Linked DNA regions of Homo sapiens: region 2 is linked to region 1. A link is a loop called in an ENCODE intact Hi-C map of the cell type or tissue named here. Cell type or tissue: GM12878. All regions are shown on one strand. Each heading gives the region's core, and the rest is flanking DNA. Links, peaks and the distances in the headings are about the cores only.

Evidence for each region. Hi-C counts contacts between places; a loop is a spot of excess contacts. Peaks named below come from ENCODE experiments on the same cell type or tissue, not always from the same donor. Only the 100,000 strongest peaks of a DNase experiment are listed, where the experiment ranks them.
Region 2: it touches region 1 in a loop (5-fold over the local background); 1 of 110 quality-filtered maps calls a loop at or near these places.

Annotation. Positions count from the first base shown.
Region 1 is chr4:72,108,384-72,117,086 of GRCh38, forward strand. The region is part of intron 1 of NPFFR2 (neuropeptide FF receptor 2); the gene reads left to right. Among named protein-coding and RNA genes, the nearest start is that of NPFFR2, 81 kb to the left of the region's middle. RefSeq lists enhancers at 3,819-5,018, 4,169-4,463, 4,197-4,486. In GM12878, for the core only: no CTCF peak of the experiment used is centred there; a DNase peak (open chromatin) is centred at 4,358; H3K27ac peaks cover 301 bases.
Region 2 is chr4:71,265,210-71,267,709 of GRCh38, forward strand. All of the region lies in intron 3 of SLC4A4 (solute carrier family 4 member 4), which reads left to right. Among named protein-coding and RNA genes, the nearest start is that of SLC4A4, 79 kb to the left of the region's middle. In GM12878, for the core only: no CTCF peak of the experiment used is centred there; DNase peaks (open chromatin) are centred at 1,098 and 1,342.

The DNA.
Region 1 (8,703 bases), core at 2,995-5,494:
CATTTCCCCTGGGTGCAATCTCCTGGTATTGGGGGAGAAATAGATTTCTGGCCAGTTGCTTTAACAGCATCTACCAATTCACTGTCTGAACTCAGTTAATATCTTCTTGCCACACATTTCTCTAGTTATTATTATTTGTTTTACTATATTTTAACAAAGAATTAAGGCATCTAATACCTTAAAAAACCCCAAAAGAATTGGAGGAAATAGACTAAAATATTATATATGTGTATTTCTGGATATAAGGTTATGAAAGTTTATTTTTATGCATATTATATTTTATAGATCTTGTTCAAATCAACAAGATTTTAACTACCTAATAGGGACTATGAATAAAATATATCCATAGTGAAAATATTTATTTAAAAGTCTTTTGATACATTTATTCCATTTAATTAGTGTTTATCTTCAATTGCACATTTTATATGATTTGATGGAGACACTTAATTGAACAATGCAATGTTTATAAGGTCAAATTCACTTTCTTCTCTGGACAATCCATTTTAACATGTTTTTAATCAATGGGAGGATTCAATCCAACCTCTCAAAGTGTTTCCTTTTCCTGGGAAGCATCATTTGCATAAGTCTAGTTTTCACTTACTTATATTAATAAATTACAAACCCTCTAATACACCTTGTAGCTATGATAGAGAGATTGATGTAGTGTTTGACACACCATACATTAGTAAAACTTACAGTATCAATCAGGGCAATGTGTCTCTTCTTTTCTTTAGATTACAGATTACTAAGAACCCAATATTCCTTTTTCAGAGAAAAGAAGTCCAAGGATTTTCTTTCAATATTGGCCATTAGTCAGCACCCAGATCTGAGAGAGATGTCCAACAGTGTTATTCTTGAGCTTATTTATTTTGCATAACTGAAACTTTATTCCAATTGAAGAACTCCCATTTTTCCCTCCTTTTAACTTTTGGTAACCACCATTCTATTTTCTGCTTCTAAGAGTTTCTCATACCTCATATGAGTGGAATCATGTAGTATTTGTCCTTCTGTTGCTGGTTTATTTCACTTAACGGTAATGTCTTGCACATTCATCCATGTCGTGAGAAATAGTAGGATTTCCACAGACATTTTTAAATGATTTTCTCTGTTGACTGACTGTGGGGTGCAGTTTCTTATCTCATTAGCCAGTGCATGGCCTGAGAACCCAGTGCCTGCTCACTTCAAGAAGCAGATAATAATTCTGGAAATCTGACTAAAGCATCTGCCTTATTCCAAATCTCTTCTGAGTCAACAACTAGTTATTTCTGGTAGTTATGTACATGACACACTTGAATTCTTCCCTAAATTCCATGAAATTTGTTGTTGTTGTTGTTGTTGTTTTTTAATGAATGCCCATTCCCTTGACAACAACAACAAGGCCATTGGCTATAAGTGAAAAGTCTTTGAACTGCTTTCATCTCTGTCCAATGTGCAGGTGTGCCCTTGTCTTCTTCCATTAAGCTTTCCCCATCTGCAGGGTGTATTGCCGTTGTTTTCCAAACAAGTGACATAATCCAGAAACTCTCATCAGTGAACCAGACAACTTACTTTGCTTCATGGGGAGCAATTCGCAAGACACAGAACATGCAGCAATTAACCTGGAAAAGTCTGCTGAGGGCTTTATTTGATCGGCTCTATAGTCAGTGAGGCAACCTGCTTGATATGGTTTGACTGTGTCCTCACCTAAATCTCATCTTGAGTTGTAGTTTCTATAGTCCCCACAAGTCATGGGAGGTGCCCAGTGGGAGATACTTGAATCATAGGGGTGGTTACCCCCATGCTGCTGCTCTCATGATAGAGAGTACTCATGAGATATGATGGTTTTATAAGGGGCTTTTCCCTTTTTGCTCAGCACTTCTCTTGCTGCTACCATGTGAAGAAAGACATGTTTGCTTCCCCTTTTGCGATGATTGTAAGTTTCCTGAGGCCTTCTCAGCCATTCTGAACTGTCAGTCAATTAAACCTCTTTCCTTTATAAATTACCCAGTCTCAAATATGTCTTTATTAGCAGTGTGAGAACAGACTAATACACTGCTCCTGTATGCAGTGATTCCCTTCTGTGTACTTGCCCACTTCCCAAAGTATGCTTTTTAACATCCCATTTCTAATTTCTGAGTGAACTTTGGCTGTGCTGTTTGATCCCTATATGAATGTTTCTGACATCATCCAAGACAAAGTTGGTTTCCCTAGCTTTGGAGTTATCTGATGCCCTTCTGTTAGGGCACAGTTTTGATGACCACCACTCAGTAAGAAGCAATCAATTGTCTTTTAAATGGTTTATTAGGAATAGCTATTTTGCCTAACATTTGTTCTCAAAAAATAAGAGGTCTTCACTGAACTCTTTCATTTCTGCAGATAGCTCTAGTCTGTGTATGTTCTGGTTTCGGGTGCATCTAATATTATCTGTGCAGTCAAATCATACAATCCTAATAGACCTTCCTGCATCACCACCCTCCAAAAATCCTTTAGCAATTTCTTCTGCTCAGAGCCTCTACTCAAATTCAGTTATCTTTCTGGTGACTTTGTGAACAGAGGTCAATAGCATTCTTAGATTGAAGAAAACAAAAACAAAAAACTGCAAAAGCCTAAGTAAGCTCTATTTATCTCTAGGTCTCTTACTCATTTGCAGATTCTGTAAGCGATAATTTTTTATGGTTTCAAAAAATGTCTCTAGTTGCTCCAGTCAATGTAATTCCAAGGGCTATGGATATTATCTGAGCTCATCAGCCTGGCTCTATTTGTCATGTGAGTCACCACAGTCCTTAACTCCTCTTTAATTCTTATGAGAGGAGAAGCTTTTATAATATAATCAATTTACTAACTTGCTTTGCATATTTGTTAAGTCCAGGTCCCACTTCATGAAATTATCAATTGTGCAGGCAAATTCAAACATACTTCTGGCAATATAGTAAATGTATACTGAGTCCTATTCTGTGAGAATGCATATTGTACCTGGCTGTTCCTGGAAATTGAGATGGAGAAGAAAGCACTAGGCAAGTTTCTAATGACATAGCCATCCTCCTTGGCTTGTTGTGCATCCTATACAGTGTTTACCACATCAGGTACAGTTGAAGCAATTAGGACAACTACTTGTTGAATGCTTGATAATCTACAGTTAACCTTCAGGGACTGGCCAGACAGCTCTGTTAATGGGGAAGCTAATGGGAACCAATAATCATACCTCAAGTATTCCCTTAATCAGGGCAATAATCTCTTGTACGTTCCTGGAATTCTGTATTGTTTACAATTTATTCTAGGACAACATAGGAAATTCCAAAAGTCACCGTTCAGCATGGCCAGTTAAAACTCCAGGAAGGGTGATTAGGCAATATACTTCCCCAACAAAAACGGAAAAAGGGAACATTCTCTATTAGCACATAATATCTATCCCAATTATGCATTCAGCTAAAGGCCATTAACCAGTGAAAAGTCTCCCCAGTCATATTCTTCACTCCTAAACTTATTCTGATGCTAGTCCCCCCAACATGGCATCTCCAAATCCTGCTAGTTTCAGCTTTGGGTCTTTCATAGCACTGCCTTGATTTATCATAAGTGCTACTGAACATTGAAAACCTCTATCTAGTCATTTTAGAGGCTTTGCCTACCAGTTCCTGGCTTTTTTACCAGGATTTGCTGGATTTTTACCAAATATTTGCAAAAGGCCTATGATTGCTTGTTTGGGGTAGGATAAGAATATCTCAGTCTCTCAGCCAACCTTTTTCAGACTCAATGACTTTATCTATGGAAACACATTCAGGCTGCTGTTTAAGTACTTTCCATTTTGAATCTTGATTCTCATCAGTTGATTTGATTTTTCTAGACTATAATAATTTGAGTGAACTTGCAGTGACACTTTAAGAAGTGGGAGGGAGGATCAGAGCAGCTCCCCACCTTCCAAATGTGGATACTGTTGTTCTAACTTCTTAGTAGAAACAGTAAGATTCTTTCTCTCTCTTTTTACACTGCTTTTTATAAACCATCTAAAGAGCTCCACTAAGTTGAGGGGATTCTTATTTCCTTTTTCTCTTCATGGTCCTTTCTTTTGTGTGCATAGATCTTTTTATCATCATGCAGCCCCCTCTGCATTACCTGAGCTGGCAGGTTCATCATCATCTCCTAAATATTCCCTTGGTTTCCCATTACATAAGGAGAACAGGAGACAGAAGCTCTCCAAAGTAGCACGTGTTTCATTATCTGTGCCAGAAACATTAAATTGATTGCGTCTTTCTGATCATCAAATAGACAGGTTGGTGTTGGTCATTCACACCATGCCTGAAGCATGAAAAGACATATGACACTTGTGAGTCATATGTCTCATATGTCTCACAATGAGTCATGTTGTGAGTCATATTGTGACATCTGTGAGTCATGTGTCTCATGTGTCTCACAATGAGTCACATTGTGAGATAGGAAATTACCTATCTCACAGGGGAGGGGATAGGGAATTTACCCCTCTCAGGAGAGGGTTGCTATGCTTCTACTTTTACCGGTTATATAGATTAATTATTATACCACATGAAAATACCTGCTTACAGAAGTTTTCAGACACTGGGGATTAGCCTTCAACTTACATAGCTCTAAAATTAGTGAAATTTCCTAGACAGGTGAAGAAGCCCTGCAAGTAATGATTTACCTGGCTTCTACTGGTATTTTTATGTAAAACATTTGAAAATTTACACAGAATATCCTTGGGATTTAGTAGTCACCTGATCTTAACCTCCAGTTATTTGTGTATTTTTTGAGTAATCAATGGCCTTGTTTATGCTACTTTGTGAAGAAGTGGGACATCATTCCAAGTAGTCATATAAGTACAAGTATGCCTTCCATGACAGGAAAGAAAAGGCTCACAGCAAAGAATAGTAGAATTTGGAAATTTTTTTTCTTAGGATTGGGTAATTATAAGCAATACATAGATTTTATTGTTCTTTGCTTGAAGGGAACTTATAGGTCTTACTTTATCAGCACCACTAGCACTAGCCAGGGGATAGAAATTGTTCTATCTTCCCCTCTTCCAGCCACCCTTCATCAATCCATTTAGCCATTTCCCTCATATCTAAGTGTACTTCCTCCACATTCCATTGCATCAAAGATTTGCTATCATCAATGTCCTATCATCAATGGGTAGGACTCAACTTGTAATTAGATCTTCACTATATTTTTTATATACTTTTTATTGCTAAAAATGACCCAGCCCATTAAGATTTATGAGATTAAAGCATAGTTCTGCTTGCACTGCCAATCTGTGCTAACACAAAGTCTCAGACTGGCAAAGAAACATGGTTCAAAAGCTTTACCAGTTCTGAAATGTACTAATAATTTCAAGAATACAGGCAACCAAGAGGCTCAGACAGCCCTGGGGGGTTGTCTGCGAGTAGACCAGTTCCCTGGCACTTTCCATGTTTGAGATGTAGTCTCAGGTTCGAATAGAAGATGAGGTCTCCTGGTGGAGTTTTGCTTGGTTGACTCACACAGCAGAGGAATATTTAGTCTATAAAATATTGCCACCTTATACCTCAGTTTAAGGGACATTTTCCAGGGAGCCAAGTATTATAAATCCTTAGGGTCTTAATTTATTAATGTTTTCTACAGGCAATCCTTTACCAGGGACATTCTGTTAAGAACTTTTCATAGATAAGGACTTTTCTAGAAATATGAATAGACTATTTGCCCAGAGCTTCAGTTATCATGTTGACAAGGAGATTATATTGGGTCACTTGCCCTCTTATTTTCTCCCAGGGTCAGAAATGAATAGCCAGTCAGCAGCTTTAACTCCTTCCTGTTCAAAAAAGTGTGCATAAATATAAAATTCATTGAATTTTTAAAAACTGAATATATGCTTGTAACCAGCACACAGATCAAGAAATATCCCTATTCCAGCTGCCCAGAAGCCTCCCCTCATGCTTGTTTCCTGTGACTACTTCCATCCAGGGGCAAGTAATCACCATGATATAATTTTATAATTAAAAATGTGTTATTTGAAATTGTTGATTGGTACCCCTATAAGAATTCATATCTAGATAATCACATATACACATGTGTAGATAGTAATCTCTTAAATTATAGAATGGGGTCTAACTTCTGTCTGTTATGTGAAAATATGAAGCTTTCTAAGCATGTGGCTTTCAAAAGTTTTCTTAGGATTTGGCAAATGTAAATAATGCATAGATCCTGTCGTTCTTTGTTTATATTAATTATTTGAGTACAACATGAATATATTTGTGCTGTAAAAAGATTCAAGCAATAAAAAGTAGTAAAATGTAAAAGCTTTTTCATCACCTTATAACACAATCTTCTCCTGACCCCAGAAGTCACCCCTACTAATAGATATTTTTCTATTAGAGTTTTGCTTTTGACATGAACAACATGTTATAGACCATTATGTGTCAGAATAATTAGACTCTTCCTATTGATTGTAATGGCTTTATTTTATTATAGCACAAAGGTTACCATAAAGTCTCTGAAGTCAGACTATCTGACTTTAAATCTTGACCTTGCTACTTCCCTGCTGATGACCTTGTGCCAGTTACTTGCTTTTTCCCCAGTTTCTTCACCTAAAAATGGGAACAGTGATAATCATAGTATTTTCCCAGAGGATTAAGTGAATTAATAGGGATAAAGTTTATAACAGACCCTGGCAGAGGTCAAGCATTGGATATATTTTGCCATTATTAAGATGTTATCATATTGCACATTTGATTATTAATATTGCTATAATTCACTTAAATTTTTGTCTGTTCATGGCCAATATGTTGTTTCTAAACTTTTCCTATAACAAAGTTACAATGAATATAATGCTTTCATGGCTTTTTACTCATGGATGTATTTATTTCAATAAATTATATTTGTAGAAATGAAAAGGTCAAGTGGAACATAATGCACATTTTGATTTGACTGGCATTCCCAAATTCACTTTCAATAAGTCTTATCATTGTATCCCTAACACTGTATGAAAATATTTGCTTCCCTGCATCTGTTGTCAGCCAACATCAGATATCATTAATCTTTTAAATTTTTGCCAGTGGGATGGATGTGAGGTTTGATTATTAGAAATATGTTCGCTGTGACTGGGAGGGCATGGGAATAACTGCGTCTAAACAAGGTCTTAGACCAAGTCTGAGCATGTGTGTCCTTGGTCTTATAGGCAGAGGTGTAGTGGGTACTATTGGGTTCAGCTGATCCAAAATCAGCTTCCAAGTTTACCTCAAATAACTCCCCTGGGTTGTCTCCTATTTCTGTATATTGTAATTCTGATCTTGGAGCCATCTCTAAAGCCTCCATTTTCATGAAAGTTCTTTCTTAGATGAGTTTTAACCTAGAATTTCCTGCAGTCTTGTTTCTCTTTATTCAACCTTAACAGCCTTTTGTGTTCTGGTCCTTTAAGAGCACTCTTCTTTTGTTTTCCAATGTATCTATAGATTGTTTATTAATAGTCTTCACTATTTTCTTTAGAACTTTTAATTTAGACTTCATAAAAGGTATTGTTGCATTAAAGTGGTTCTCACTTTCGAACAAGTCATTAAAATTGATCATTCTAGTTTGGGACAATATTAATATCTCTTGGATTGTATGGGCAATGAAACTGTAGTATTCTAATACACACATTAGAATTAAAATTAAAAATTAGTCATTTTTACACATTGATTTATACATTTATTAAAATAAGAATGAAAGGATGCCAGAGTAGGATATCCCTAGCAATATGTTTTTCCACTGCATATGTTTATTGTTTTGAAACTATTGCATAGATTGCAGCATGCAAATATCAAACTTTAATGTTTGTACTAAAGAAATTTTTTTCTGTAACAAGCTGTGTGAATATGCTTGTGTATATATTTTTATTTGTAGACATGTTTATTTCACTAGATTATATTTGAAATTTACTATACTATTAAGTAGAATTCCACTGTTAAGGTGATTATTTAACTATAATCTGCTTTCTTTCATAATTTTATCATAGTAAGAAAGCTAGTGAACTTAAATTTGACTACACATGGATATAAAGATGGGGACAATGGACACTGGGGACTACTAGATGGGAAGGGAAGGAAGGGGATAAAGGGTGAAAAACTACCTATTGTGTACTATGCTCACTACCTGGGTGATGGGATCATTCGTACCCCGAACCTCACCATCACACAATATACCCATGCAACAAATCTGCACACGTACCCCTGAACCTAAAATAAAAGTTGAAGTTAAAAAAGAAAAAAATAGTACTTTTGAAATAAAAAGCAAGAAGAAAAATACTTCACTGACACTATAAAATTAAGAGGGAAACCTATAAACAGTTCACTTGAGGTGTAAAAGTATAACAGTCATTTAATTAATGGGCTTATTTCTTTTATGGGCATTCGTTTGATTAAATCTTTTGTTCAGGCATATTTATAATTTTATATTATACTGTCACTCTGGTCTTCTACATTGCCTCATTTACTGTACTTCTTTTGTTTGTGTTGTATCTTCTTTTCAGTTTAGTTGTAGTTGTTAGGGTCCACCCAACTGGACAGTTTCCCCCTCCTATAGACCTAAGCCCCAAAGGCCAAAAGTAAAACCCCCTACCCCAAACCTGCCTGTATCTGTCTGACCAGAGGCCAGCTGTTCCAGGATGGGGTCAAGACGTCTACCTTACACAACAGAACTGGCAAGAAAAACATCTCCAGGAAGTGGTCAGACACCTGGCACAAAGGACCCCCCACCCTTTTC
Region 2 (2,500 bases), core at 1-2,500, 850 kb before region 1:
TTCCTCTTCTGGCAGATGGAGAGAAGGTGCTGTCTTTAGTGACTGAGTGCGAGTGGGGAACCTTTGATTTTGTAAAAGGCTCATACAAGTTCAGATGAAAAAGAAATCAATCAGGGCAATGTATAAGAAGAAAAAACAACCTGGAGACTATATTTATTTTTAAATAACAATTGAGTTTTAAAAATGTCATTGATTTCTGTATTTTGGCCAGTCACAGGGAATAGAGGGGGAAGTGCAGGGATAACACTGAAAGTAAAAGGAGAGAGAGGAGATGATTTATTCTGAGAAAGAAGCAGAGGAAGTAGAAGAATGCCATCAAGAAAGACAATGAGATTAAAGAAAAATCACTGGGTGAATGGCAAGGGCTAACATCTTACCTCCTCAAAATAGAGCTCTCTATAACTTAATAGGACCAGCTCTCTACATCCAATCCTCAAACCGGTTTCAAGTGGCCTCTACCTGCCTTATCTTTAGTTTCCTAGGGATAGTTTTTTCACCATGATTTTCAAATGATCATAGTGATTCTCTAACGATTTTCCCTTTATTCTTATGTTATCATTACCTCTTTGTGTTGGTTTTAGACTCATCTCTACCAGATGTTCCTCCTATAAGAAACTTGGGCCTTGTCTTATAGTTATGCTAGTCCTTTTCCTAATACCTGATTTTTAAAATTACCAGCATACCATATGATAAATATCTTTAGCTTTCTAAAATTTCTTTTTAAACATACCCTAGTCTTCTAGCAGATTATTTAATATAACTTTCAATTCTATAATTTAAAAAGTATAAAATTCAGTTTATACTTTTTATAGGAGGTGACCTCAAGTCTTTGTTCAGCCACAAGATAAAGCTGGACTAAGGTCCAGCTTTAACAAAGATGCTACCCTGAGCGTCCACACCAAATCCAAGGCTGTCCTCTTGGTAGTCTGCCTGATGACAGAGGAAATTCAGAGTCAGGCAGTGGGACTTTTTTGGAAGACAGCTGGGTCTAGGGGAATTTTTGTAAGCAATGAACCATTCTTTAATTGTGAAACCACTGGATGTGGTTAGTAGTTTATTTTAAAAATACCATATGTTAGTTCATTCCTATATACTGTGACAATCATAGTTTAATCAAAAGTTGCTTGTGACATTTCTGTTAGTGTTCATAAAAGAGTGGCTTGCTTCCTTGAAATCCTGAACTCTGTGCCAAATGCCAGCACATTGACAATTACAGTTTGGCTTTTAGGCAATTGTGCAGCTTTTTGAGTATGTGGTAAGTTTTTATTTATTTTTGTCACTTTCACTAATTTGTCATCTTCTTAAATGGAAAAATATTTTCTCAGCACTTTGTTTGGTAAGTAGGGACTTTTACTCTTTTCTCCATGGTTCCCCGAGAGGAAATAAGCTAATGTAACTGCTTTTCGACTCTTTTTTTTCTGGCCAGAAAGCCAAATGAATGCATGATCTCATTGAGATACGATCTATTTGTATGAACTGTAAGCTTGTAAGCTTGTCATCATCCTTCATGGTCCTGGGGCAGGCGCCTGGCTAGCCACTGTAACAGGATGAGGAAAGAGATACAGCAAGATCCCTGAGACTTCAATTCAGTGCAGTGCAAGTCAATTCATTTCAATTCAGCTCACTTTAATCCAATCTAAGAAATATTTATGGAGTACTTTTTAGGCATAGTCCTGGGCACTGGGGCTATAGAAATGAAAATTTCATGAAAACTGACATTTTGGTGGGGGAAATAACACAAATCAGATAAATTTAAGAGAATGTGGTAATTACTAACTACATCAGTATCAGTATCAGGAAGGATGAGATGCCTCATTCATCCATCCATTTCTTCATCAAAAATATTTATTGAAGGTCTACACCATGTACCAAGTACTGTGCTAGATGTTGGGGTGATGATAGTGAACAAAATTAAAGACTTTCTACCCTTGGGGAGCTTGTAGTCAGTTTGGAGAGACACTAACTAATCAAATACCCATACAAAAAAATGTTAAGTTCTACCTTTGGTATGTACTGTTGGAGTGTGGCCCATGGTGCTGTGAGATTTGATAAAAGGTAGGTTCTGATCAAGGTAGGGAGGTTAGGAAAGGCTTCTCTGAGAAAGTTATGCTTGAGTTGAGATCTGAAGGATGAGAAAAAAAAATTTTGGTGAAGGCTGTAAGTGAAAAAAATACTGCAGGTCACAAGAAGAGCACAAAACAAGGCTCTGGGCCAGGAGAAAGCATGATGAGTACAAGAGTGGTTATCTAAGGCAGGCCATCAACACTGACCAAGTATGTGAGGCCTCATTGAGGAGAGTTCCATCTAAAAAATAATTTCATTATCTTTGACTAATATTTGAGGAAATGGCCAAGGTGGGTGGATCACCCGAGGTCAAAGTTTGAGACCAGCCTGGCCAACTTGGTGAAACCCCATCTCTACTAAAAATATGAAAATTAGCTGGGTGTGGCAGTGTGTGCCTGTAGTCCTAGCTACTCAGGAGGCTGAGGTACGAGAATTG